3 separate regions of the Homo sapiens genome follow, and regions 2 and 3 are each linked to region 1. A link is a contact called in ENCODE Hi-C or POLR2A ChIA-PET data. All regions are on one chromosome and are shown on one strand. The core of a region is the stretch at or near the end of the contact, and the rest is flanking DNA. Distances in the headings are between cores, read along the strand shown. Region 1 holds the start of CNOT10 (CCR4-NOT transcription complex subunit 10). Region 2 overlaps CMTM7 (CKLF like MARVEL transmembrane domain containing 7). Region 3 overlaps GLB1 (galactosidase beta 1).

Evidence for each region. Hi-C counts contacts between places; a loop is a spot of excess contacts on that map. ChIA-PET counts read pairs that join two places held with the same protein, here RNA polymerase II (POLR2A). Pooled maps may share reads with other maps.
Region 2: a pooled map shows a loop between it and region 1 (3-fold over the local background). The contact joins the enhancer-like site here to the promoter of CNOT10 in region 1. A Hi-C loop is called at or near these places in 1 of 168 maps with a recorded cell type or tissue (B cell), 2 of 37 single-sample maps with no recorded cell type and 9 of 50 pooled maps. POLR2A ChIA-PET finds 5 or more read pairs at or near these places in 2 of 52 experiments (activated T-cell and activated naive CD8-positive, alpha-beta T cell).
Region 3: a loop to region 1 is called in a pooled map, with 5 times the contacts of the local background. The contact joins the enhancer-like site here to the promoter of CNOT10 in region 1. A Hi-C loop is called at or near these places in 10 of 50 pooled maps. POLR2A ChIA-PET finds 5 or more read pairs at or near these places in 2 of 52 experiments (HEK293 and T-cell).

The regions. Positions count from the first base shown.
Region 1 is chr3:32,683,849-32,687,536 of GRCh38, forward strand. It overlaps CNOT10 (CCR4-NOT transcription complex subunit 10), which reads left to right and starts at 1,340. Exons shown (of 19, transcript NM_015442.3): 1 at 1,340-1,634. The coding sequence starts at 1,613. RefSeq lists a silencer at 1,141-1,450.
Region 2 is chr3:32,412,573-32,416,005 of GRCh38, forward strand. The region is part of intron 1 of CMTM7 (CKLF like MARVEL transmembrane domain containing 7); the gene reads left to right. Among named protein-coding and RNA genes, the nearest start is that of CMTM7, 22 kb to the left of the region's middle. Within about 2 kb of position 2,184, at least 13 of the 41 ENCODE cell types and tissues checked have a DNase peak (open chromatin) inside an H3K27ac peak, as active enhancers do; they include B cell, where a contact is called at or near this core.
Region 3 is chr3:33,061,340-33,065,234 of GRCh38, forward strand. The region is part of intron 5 of GLB1 (galactosidase beta 1); the gene reads right to left. Among named protein-coding and RNA genes, the nearest start is that of GLB1, 34 kb to the right of the region's middle. RefSeq lists an enhancer at 547-596. Within about 2 kb of position 2,417, at least 6 of the 41 ENCODE cell types and tissues checked have a DNase peak (open chromatin) inside an H3K27ac peak, as active enhancers do.

The sequences.
Region 1 (3,688 bases), core at 90-2,589:
TCAAGTGATCCACTTGCCTTGGCCTCCCAAAGTGCTGGGATTGCAGGTGTGAGCCACCACGCCCGGCCAAAAACAAATACTTTTTTAAAAGAAAGTTTAAAACAAAAGTTAAAAAAAAAGAAAAAAACAGGTACAAACCTGAAAAATCTCCCAATTAACAAAGCTGGGACAATTTTAGCAACAAAATAATGTAGTATTGGAATGTAACCATTATAAGATAAACATCCATGAGTCCATACTGATATAAATAGCTAAGTGAGGGAGAAGAGGCAAACTTCCCTTGGGGAAGATAATTTATGTACATACTCCCCACTGCAGGAGGTAGAGCTTAAATACCCCGCCTTCCCACCTTGAGTGTGGGTTGCATTTATTGACTTGGTTCCAAAGTAGTGTGGAAGGGTAGGAGGAGTAATTGCACAGTAGAGAAAACTGGCAAGCACTACCTTAGAGAGGTAATCAAGGTTAACATGATCAGTGATGTCATTTTGACAGCATGTACCCTTGATTCTATGTGATGAGAACAGCCAGTCACCTTGTGGTCTTCCTCCTAAACACCCAAAACCCCAGTCTAACCATGAGAAAAATATTGGCCAAACCCAAATTGAGGCACATTCCACCAAATATCTGAGGAGTAACTCTTCAAAACTGTCAAGGTCATCAAAAACAAGAAGAATCTGAGAAACTGCCACAGCCAAAAATAGCCTAAGACGACATAATGAATAAATGCAATATGGTGTCCTGGACAGGATCCTGGAACAACAACAAAAAAAGGACATTGAAAGAAAGCTGGTAAATGTGAATAAAATGTGTAGTTTAGTGAGTAATAGTGCGCCAATCAAACTGGTTTCTTAGATGTGATCAACGTAACATAGTAAAATAATTAAGATGTTCACAATAGGAGAAACTAGGTGAGGAGACAGGAACTCTAGGTGTCATCTTTGCAACTTTTCTGCACAACTACAACTATTCTAAAATAAAAGGCGTTTCTTTTTAAACGGGAATCCTCAACAGCGCCTCTCTCATGGGGTTGCAAGAAATCAATGAGATAGTACAGACCAAGTGCAGGGCTCAGTGCTTAGCACATAAATGTCAGATGTGGTTATTGTAATATTATGTAACATTGAGGGACAAAAGCTCTGACACCTCGGTGTTTTAATTAGAGTAAGCAAAGGACAGACGCGCGTACGTCCCACCGCGTCAGCCCTGTGAACATCCAGAGGTTCCAGCCAGAGTACGTCCGGCCGGAGGCGGGGCGCGGAGGGGACGTCGGCGTGGGGCGGGGCCAGTAGCAGTTCCCACGCCGGCGCTCCAGGCGCGGCAGGCTGCCGCCCCCGGAAGTAGTGGGTACCGGGACGCCGTGAGGCGGAAGCTGTGTATGGCGGGAGGCTGTGGCGGTCCCTTGGTGGGGAAGCTGTTGCTGTTGCTAGACGACGGGAACTAGCTCTCGTCACTTCCTCAGCCCGCCGTCTGCCCACTCCTCTAGCCGGAACCTGGGGGCCCGGAGCCGGGGTAGGCACAGAGTTGTCCTCGGAGGTCCAGGACAGCGGCCAGCCCGGCGGCGGGAGTCAGGGCCACGCCACCTGCAGGGAAGAACCCGAGTCGAAGCGGGAAGATGGCTGCAGACAAGCCTGCAGGTAGGGCGCCAATGTCCCGAGCGACGAGACGGCGGGACGTGCGGGGCCGGGCGGACCCTGAACTCGGAGGCGGCGGGGCCCGGGGTGGGGACTCCAGGGCGACTTGAATTTGGGCGTGCATTTCTTTACCCCATCCTCTGTCTCGGCTGTCGCTAACATGAGTCTTCGGGCCCCGGGTCCAATAGTTGTTTTACTCAAGTGCAGTATTTGAAGTCGCCACTGGCCGCCTTTGCCCTGCTCTTCAGAATAACTCCGGCCCAAAAAGCTTAAATGTATTTTGCCGCTTCGCAGAATTTTCCGCTTCTTCGTGGGAAAAGCAGACAAGAGAAAGTCACCCTGGAGCACACATCTGCCTATAATATCGCGTGGCTGAGGCTGGGATTCACCTGGGCTGTTTTGACCACATGTGGCTTCCTCTGGTCATTGACTCCTGTGAAATTAACTTTGTAAAAACCACTTTTTTTTTTCTTGATAGAGACGGGCGGGGGTCTCGCTATGGTGCCCAGGCTGATCTCGAACTTCTGGGCCCAAGCGATCCTTCCGCCTTGGCCTCTCAAAGTAAACCACTTATTTAAAAAGGCATAAAATCCTATTGTCTCTCTACAGTCTGTGCTCCTAAAATCTTGCATTTGGTACTTAATTGCTCTAGTTCCTCGAAATTACTTAATCTCAATGGTTTTCTTTATGGATTATTGCTCCCATTCCTAGAATCTTCCACATTAAGGAATATAAAATTATTTCCTGACCTTGTCCGGAATGTTTCCCGCAAGAAATTCATATTCTTTGTGGCATCCAGGTTTTATTGGAAAGAACTTAAGTGACAGGATTTAAAAGTGATGGAACTTAAAATTTTTACAGTGAATTTAATTTAAAATTAAAGAAAAACTCAGTGTGCTGTGGATTTTAGTAGGTTCTGGTCACAATAACTGACAAATGAACTTCACTTGGAAATTAAGCCAATTCTATTTTAGGTACAGAGGAATAAAAATCATTAGAGGATCTCTTCAATAATCTAAGAAGAAAAACAACAGAACAAAGGCCTTGAGAGGGTATAAGGAATGTGCTGTGAAATTTTGGATAGGTTGTTCAGGGAAGGCCTCTGGTGAGATGATATTTGAGCAGAGATATGTAAGAAGTGAGGGAATGAGCCATAAGAAATGAGGAAAGGTGGATGAGGGAGAGACTATTAGACAGGAAAACGGCATGGCCTGTCCAAGGCTGGACCAGGGGACCAACATCTTCCTCCTTATTTTAGAATAGTGTCTGTGTTCCCCACATTTACCATTCCTACTTGCTCATACCATTGCGCTTGCCCGAAATCACCCTTTTAGACCTAAAGCCCATCCAGTTTTCAAATCCTCAGTCATAAAGCCTTCTACTTGTTCATTTATTCATTCGCAAAGATTGAGTGTTGAATAATGGATATGACACACTCCCTGCCTTTGAAGACCTGCTGTTCAGTCTGTTGGAGGAGACAGGCATATCCTAGCTGCACTCCTGTTTGGTAAGAGCTGTGTAATGTGTGTAGTTGAAGAATAAGGTCCACAGTGATTAGGGGACTGTTTTTTTCATTGGTTTAAGTTTATAGGCCATATTGAAGGAAACTTCCTGCTTTGATATAAGGTTAAATTTGAATAAAATAGATGAGTGTTTAGTGTAGCTCCTTTGAATCTCTGCTCATCTCCATCTCATCTGCTGTGTTTCTGGCCTTTATCTTTTAATATGATCTATGTCGCATTGAGTAGTCTTCTCACTGGTGTTTGTCTCTTGTCTCTTCCTATCCCATCCATTTTCCTCACTGTCGCCCCCCGCTTTTTTTATGTCCTAAGACATTCATTGAATCCTGTCATTCCCCTTCCTATAAAGTTTCTAAGACTGTACATGCTTTGGGCATCAAGTCATCATTCTTTTTATTTAATTTTTATTGTATTTTCTTTCTCCTTTTAAGTCCTCACGGTTTTTTTTTTTTGTTTTTTTTTTTTTTTTTGAGACGGAGTCTCGCTCTGTCACCCAGGCTGGAGTGCAGTGGTGCGATATCGGCTCATTGCAAGCTC
Region 2 (3,433 bases), core at 934-3,433, 270 kb before region 1:
TCTGGGTCTTAAGTTGAAGGGATTTTATAGACCTAGCGTTTTTTTTTAAGTTTTTGAGATGTTTGTTACTACACAAATATGAATAGGGAAACATTAATATAATTAAATCTGAAAGTTATTTGAAACAACTAAATTCACCCATGCGCCCACCATTCCACAGTTTCTACAATGTTATATTTTGGCCCTTGTTTAAGAATATGTGTAAAGTTTGCAGGGCTGTTACCCTACTGACAATAATAGATTCTGCTTTGTTGCTTATTTTTCTATTACAAAATTTAATATTTGGTAATGTCCCTGTTGCTATAAAAGCTTCATAATTGCACATAATATGTACAATCATCTAAGTGGATATTTTTAAATTTATGTGACCACTCACTTTTAAACATGTAGGTTTGCTTTTGAGCTTTTAGCTACTATAAATGATATTACATTGAACATTTTCAGGGGTTGGCAAACTACAGCCCACAGACCAAATCTGGCCTGCCACCTGTTTTTGTAAATAAAGTTGTATTGGAACACAGCCAAACCCATTCATTCATGTATTACATATGGTCACTTTCACACTAGCACTGCAGAGTGGAGTTGCAATAAAGATTGTGTGGCCCGCAAAGCCTAAAATATGTCCTATTTGGTCATTTACCAAAAAGAAATGGCCAATCGCTGTTTTACGGTATGCAGTAGAGTTTTCTTTTGACTTAGATTATTTTCCTTAAGATAAATTCTGAGAGATGGATATTTATTCACAGGATATATAACTTAGTTTGTTGATTTCAAAATAACCTCTATTTGTAACATGATTATGACCTTAAAGACAGTGACATATCAGAACAAATGAATTAGCTGATTCATTGATACATTCATTTATTAACTGTTATAAGATTAGAGTGATTAGAAGATATTATTAACACACCTTTGGTCCATTTCATTTGTACTCAGAGGTAACTAATCTTCATCTCCATTATAACTCCTCTAATAGCACCCAGTTCTTTTCATTCACAGTGTTTCTCATAGTTTTAGATTTTTTTATTAGTGCAACACTAGCTGCTGTAACAAATAACTCTCAAATGTTACTGGTTTGACACGATAGCTTTCTCCCTCAGCCATTTAGGAACCCCAGCATGGGGGTTCCTGGTCAGTAGGCAGCTTTTTTCCTATGTGGCTATTCAAGTTTGGGCCAAGATTTTTCTATTCTTTTTAAACTACTTTTTTGGGGAAAGAGCCCACTTAAACAGTTGCAGTGGCCATACTGGTGTGTGCCCAAATATCCCCTTTATTGCTGAGGCATTCATCCGCCGCAGGTTCCAAGAATGTGGCCTGCTGAGTCCCTCCCCACAAATTGATGTCCACCAAAGGGACTCGCCTCACCCAAGATGATGCCTAACCTCTCCCTGGGGGCAGCCTGTATCCAGTGGTCAGTGGAGAGTCAGGAAGGCCTGGTCTGCTTGCTTCAACAGAGAAAACTCTGAAGAGCGGTCCTAGCTTCAGTGCTCCTCGGAGTATCAGCCAAGGCCTTTGTTATGACTGCTCAAATCCTCCCTCCACCTGGTCCTGTCTTGCTTACTCTCCCACTGTAATCTCTTGGAGAGCACTCCCCAGTTAACTTTTTGCATGCAAATCTCTTTCTCAGAGTCTATTTCCAGGGAATTCCACCACCCCAGGACCAAATGACCAAGCTACATTTTCTTGGTTCAGTTTTCATTCTCCACGTTCCACTGACGTTGAAAATTTGCACCTTCTTTACCGCTGTATTTCAGCACTGCGTTCACAGCTTCTGTTTGGTGCAAGTCTCTGCTCGTCCCCTCATCTTTGACATTTCTTACTAAGGCTCCTTTTATTGCCTCATTACTTTAGGAAGAGGTGAAGTACAAATTACCAAGATAATAAATATTCAAATTGCACAGACCATCTGCCCCTGAACAGATGTCCACTCTAAGTCAATGTCAATCTCCATCCCTGGGGCAAGGGGAGAGGTGAAGAAACTTTACCATTGAAGCTTCATGGGAGGAAAAGGGATGCTGGGGAAGTGTGGCTTCTCTTGAGTTTCTGATTCATACACAGGAAGAGATTCCTTCCAGAAAATTTAGCTAAGGAAGAGGAAATGATAACCCAAGAATGTTATGATATGGAGCCTGCCAATTCTTTACGACAACGGAAGTGCTGCAGGGACCCAGTGAGAGTTTTACTTTTGCATTTAGCTCTTGTGGGCAGAGCATGTGATGCATGCCAGGAACTGTGCGTAGTGCTTTTCAGGTATTGGAAGAGCTCTCTAAGTGGGGTACTATTTGTCACCTCCACTTTCCAGGTGGAAAACAGGCCCTGGGAGGTTACATAGCCTTTCCAGGTTACACAGCTAAGAGGCAATGGGAATTTGACCCCAGAACTGTTTGACTCCAAAGCCAAGCTCTTAATCTGTATTGTCTTGCCTCTCTTCTGTAGAGGCCAAGGTTGTCCACAGTCTAGCCCAGGGACCAGCCAAAGTACTTTAGCTGGGGATGGAAGTAAACCTGTTCAAAACGCAGATTCCTGGGCCCCAGCTCAGACCCACTGGATTAAAAACTCCTCTGGCTGACGAGATCACGCCACTGCACTCCAGCCTGGGTGACAGAGCAAGACTCTGTCTCAAAATAATAATAATAATAATAATAAACTTTGGCTGAGGGGCCCAGGGACCTGCATTTTAACGCATCCCCTTGTGGATACACTCTCTAAAGGATGAGAATGTCAAGTAGTGACTTTCTCACTGCCATACAGATCACAGGCCACCTTCATAACTTCCCTTGCCTTGTGTCAAGCAAACCAGCAGGGACCTGAGACCATCAGCACCTTTGTGACACCTGCAGGTCGTCTTCCACTGTCATGCTGCCTTTTCAGTAGGCCCTCCCGTTGGGATTAAGTACTTTCTTTCATGCTACTCTTCATCTCCTGATAAGGGAGGGAAACTGAGGCAGTGGAACTGCTGGATTCCTACTCCTCAGTGAAATCTTGGGTACATCACCTGCCTTCTCTATGCCTCAGTTCCCTCTTCCGTGAGATGGGGGTGATAATATTACCTGCTCAGGGTTACTGTGCAGATCTTCTCTGAAGTATTTAAGCTCTGAGTGAATGTTAGTTATTTTTTTATTACCTCCTTTCAGTAGTCTAGTGAGATCTTTAATCTTTTCTCCAGAAGTTAGCTGGGTCTGTTCTTGCTATTCCATATTCATAATATTTTCTACAAGGTCTTCATTTCCTTTTTCCCTTTGCACATCTCCAACTTGCCTCTGCAAATCTATGCTAGTCCCTTTGATAAGAATATTAGATTAGCACAGGTCTGTGTCTGCATGAGGAGAGAGCCCACTTGGTCTTTGTCCAAGGTTTCTCAGACGTTTCATTTTGTATTTAGCTGTCATCTGTAGAGCATGTCATACATGCCAGGCCTGTGTTTTTGACTTAG
Region 3 (3,895 bases), core at 1,167-3,666, 380 kb after region 1:
GGAGGCAGAGGTTGCCATGAGCAGAGATTGCGCCACTGGATTCCAGCCTGGGTGACAGAGAAAACAAACAAACAAACAAACAAACAAAAAACCACCAGAGAGTAAATATTTTAGGTGTTGCAGCCATAGAGGTCTCCATCTCAACTACTCAACTCTGCCACTATAGTACAAAAGCGGCCACAGATGATATATAAACGGTGTGGCGATTCCAATATACTTTTACTTACAAAAAAATGTAGGTGGCAGCCATAATTTGCAGGTCTTTGTTTTAGAGTAACTGTCTCCATTCTGTAAGCTCCTTAAGCACCAGAGACTTTTAAAGATGTTGATCTTCCAAACAGTCATAAATAGGCTTATTACCTCATGATGAATGCCCTGTTAATTGGATGAAGTTAAGTTGTGGGTGGAAGGTCGTCCACTCCTAATTATTTTCACCTTGGATATTATCAATGGCTTTAGCTTTTTCAGGTAGAAACTGAGATAAACATCCACATATGCAAACCATCATAGGTGGCACTGGCTCAGCTAATCCCCCCAAAAGAGAAACATCTGCATATCTGACTGAATCATGACGATGAATAAAAGCACAGACCTGGTTTCCTGTATCTGTAACACAACAGTGTTGAGGGCCCTAAATGTTCTCAGACAGGGATTTAAGCCTTCTGGTCTGACTCATTTTTACCCTGGCTGCAAACACGTAGCTCCTCCCTGGCCATCTCAAACTCTGAGCACTGAGAGAGAAAACCAGCATCAAGAATTGAGGAAAGCCACCATTTTCTACCCTTCAACATGAATTAAGACAGAGACAGAAATCAGCTTTTACAGAAATCTTTATTTTTTTTGAGACAGAGTCTCACTTTTTTGCCCAGGCTGGAGTGCAGTGAGTGGTGTGATCACGGCTCACCACAGCCCCAACCTCCCAGGCTCAAGTGATCCTCCTGCCTCTGCCCCCTGAATGGCTGGGAACACGGGTGCATGGCAGCATACTCAGCTAATTTTTAAATTTTTTGTAGAGATGGAGTTTCACTATGTTGCCCAGGCTGGTCTTGAACTCCTGGGCTCAAGAGATCCTCCTGCCTCGGCCTCCCAAAGTGCTGGGATTACGGGCATTGAGCCATCAGCCTTGGCCCTTTTACAGAAATCTTCACACACAGAAATACTGTTTACAGGCCTGGCACAGTGGCTCATGGCTTTCATCCCAGCACTTTGGGAAGCTGAGGTGGGCGGATCATGAGGTCAAGAGATTGAGACCATCCTGACCAACATGGTGAAACCTCATCTCCACTAAAAATACACAAAATTAGCTGGCGTGGTTGCCCGCACCTGTAGTCCCAGCTATTCAGGAGGCTGAGGCAGGAGGATCACTTGAACCCAGGAGGTGGAGGTTGCAGTGAGCCGAGATCTCATCACTGCACTCAGCCTGGTGACAGAGAGAGACTCTGTCTCAAAAAACAAAAACAATAACAACAACGAAAAGAATTACTGTCTACAAATCCCCCGGTTCCTTCTTATCAAAGCAATCAGCTTCTATTCCATTCCAGAGCCGTTCGGTGGGTATGTGATGTGCACAAATGCATGATGTGCCCTCATGGCTACCAGGCAGAGGCGTGGAAGGCCAGGAGACTAGAGACACAGTGTGTCAGGGATGAAACTGCTCCCACATGTGCTTCACAAAAGGAGGCGACAGTGACGGTTCTGAAAGTCCTACGGAAGCCAATATGTCAACTGGGATGGCTTCCAGACAGAAGGAACACGTATAGGAACTGTGCGTCAGAAGGTAAGTAGGACAACCATGAAAGATGATGAAAGAATTTTGAACGATATGAAAAAGTGCTCATGACAAAGAATGAAGCAAAAAAAGCCACACAGAAAATAGGTCACACAGAATGAACTTACTCTGTAAGAAAGCAGAAAAAAAAGGCATAAAAAATATTCAAGGAAACTCCCAAAATGTGAAGAGCTTTGCTATGGCTCCTGAGGTTTGAGTAACAATTATGTTTTTTCTGCTTTCTTATGTCTATACTTGTTTATTTTGTAAACAAGGGGCAAAAATGATTAGTGGGATTCAAGCATGTGGAGATGGGAAGGGGAGAGGAGGAGGAGGAGGGGGACAGAGTCACCTGGCAGGACCCAGGGTCAAGTTAAAGTCATCTGAGGTTGCTAGGGATGGACACAAGAAGAAATATCTCCACACAGTCAACTTCATTCTCCTTTGCAGAATTAATACTTGATTATACTTTTTGTGGCATTTCCAAAACCAAAAGGGGCAGAAAAGTTGTGAGCAGAAATTGAAAGTGATTCAAGGAGAGGCAGAGACTGAAAAAAAGAGGGCATCAAAAGAGGGTTTGCACCTGAGGCCAGAAGAAAGGAAGAAGACACAGCCATGCAGAGCAAAGACGCACCCAAGTTTCAGACTTGATATCTTCATGTAGGAAAATGTGGTTCCTATTAGCTTAACCAGTACAGACACAAGATGGTAAAAACTAGGGGCACGTGGGGTGACTCACACATCCCTCTGTGAGCAGCAACCTGGCCTCTCTCAAGAAGACATCTCCTCCCACCACAAAGCCTCAGAACGGACACCCTGGCCAGTGCAGCCCTCTCAGCACCTCTGTCCACCGACACCTGAAAGGCAAAGCAGTGCCCATGCTCCCACCCTACTATGATCCATCCCCACAAGCTGCCCATAGTACTGTTCATAAGAAGGAAGCCTGGCCCACACTCCCCTAGGGAGTGCCACTTTGCATCCCTGGGATGTCCAGGATGCAGCCACTTTTACATAACTTTACTCTTTTCCATAAAAGCATCCCTGGTCATAGCTGGGCACGGTGGCTCACGCCTGTAATCCCAGCACTTTGGGAGGCTGAGGTGGGTGAATCACCTGAGGTCAGGAGTTTGAGACCAGCCTGGTCAACATGGTGAAACCCTGTCTCTACTAAAAATACAAAAACATAGCCAGGCATCGTGGTGCACGCCTGTAATGCCAGCTACTTGGGAGGCTGACACAGGAGGGTCGCCTGAACCTGGGAGGCAGAGGTTGCAGTGAGCCGAGATTGTGCCACTGCATTCCAGCCTGGGCGACAGAGCGAGACTCTGTCTCCTAAAAAAAAAAACAAAAAACCTTTACTCTTTTCCATAAGAGCATCCTTGGTCATAGCCGGGCACGGTGGCTCACGCCTGTAATCCCAGCACTTTGGAAGGCCAAGGCGGGCAGATCACCTGAGGTCAGGAGTTTGAGACCAGCCTGGCCAACATGGCGAAACCCCGTCTCTACTAAAAATACAAAAATTAGCCAGGCATGGTGGCATGCGCCTGTAATCCCAGCTACATGGGAGGCTGAGGTGGGAGAATTGCCTGAACTCAGAAGGCAGAGGTTGCAGTAAGCCGAGATTGCCCCACTGCACTCCAGCCTGGGCAACGGAATGAGACTCTCTCTCAAAAAAAAAAAAAAAAAAAAAAGAGCATCCATGGCATCCTTGGTCAATGTCCAATGAACATGGTTTTATGTTTCACCTAAGTAATTTTACCAACACCAAAAACTGTTAAAGTTCAATGTACCCCACAGTATATTAGTCCTTGCAGAGCCAAGAACACATAGAAGAAGGAGAATGGGGCAGGAAGTAAGAGAGGAAACATAACAGCCAGCCCCAATTGACCATATCCTTTTCCATTCCAGGGTTATCTGACTGTCAAGGCAGTGCCGATACCAAAGTGTTTCAGTCCACGCTGCATGCCTGCTGCCAGAAAACAATATTGCAGGAGAAACAGAGAGACAAACTCTGGGATCCACAGAATTAGGGTGCTATCCTAATTCTGCCACCTGCTGGCTGGGTGACCTTAGCCAAGTCACTTAACCTTTTCAAACTTCCTCACTGAAAAAAGAAGGTGGTTGGAA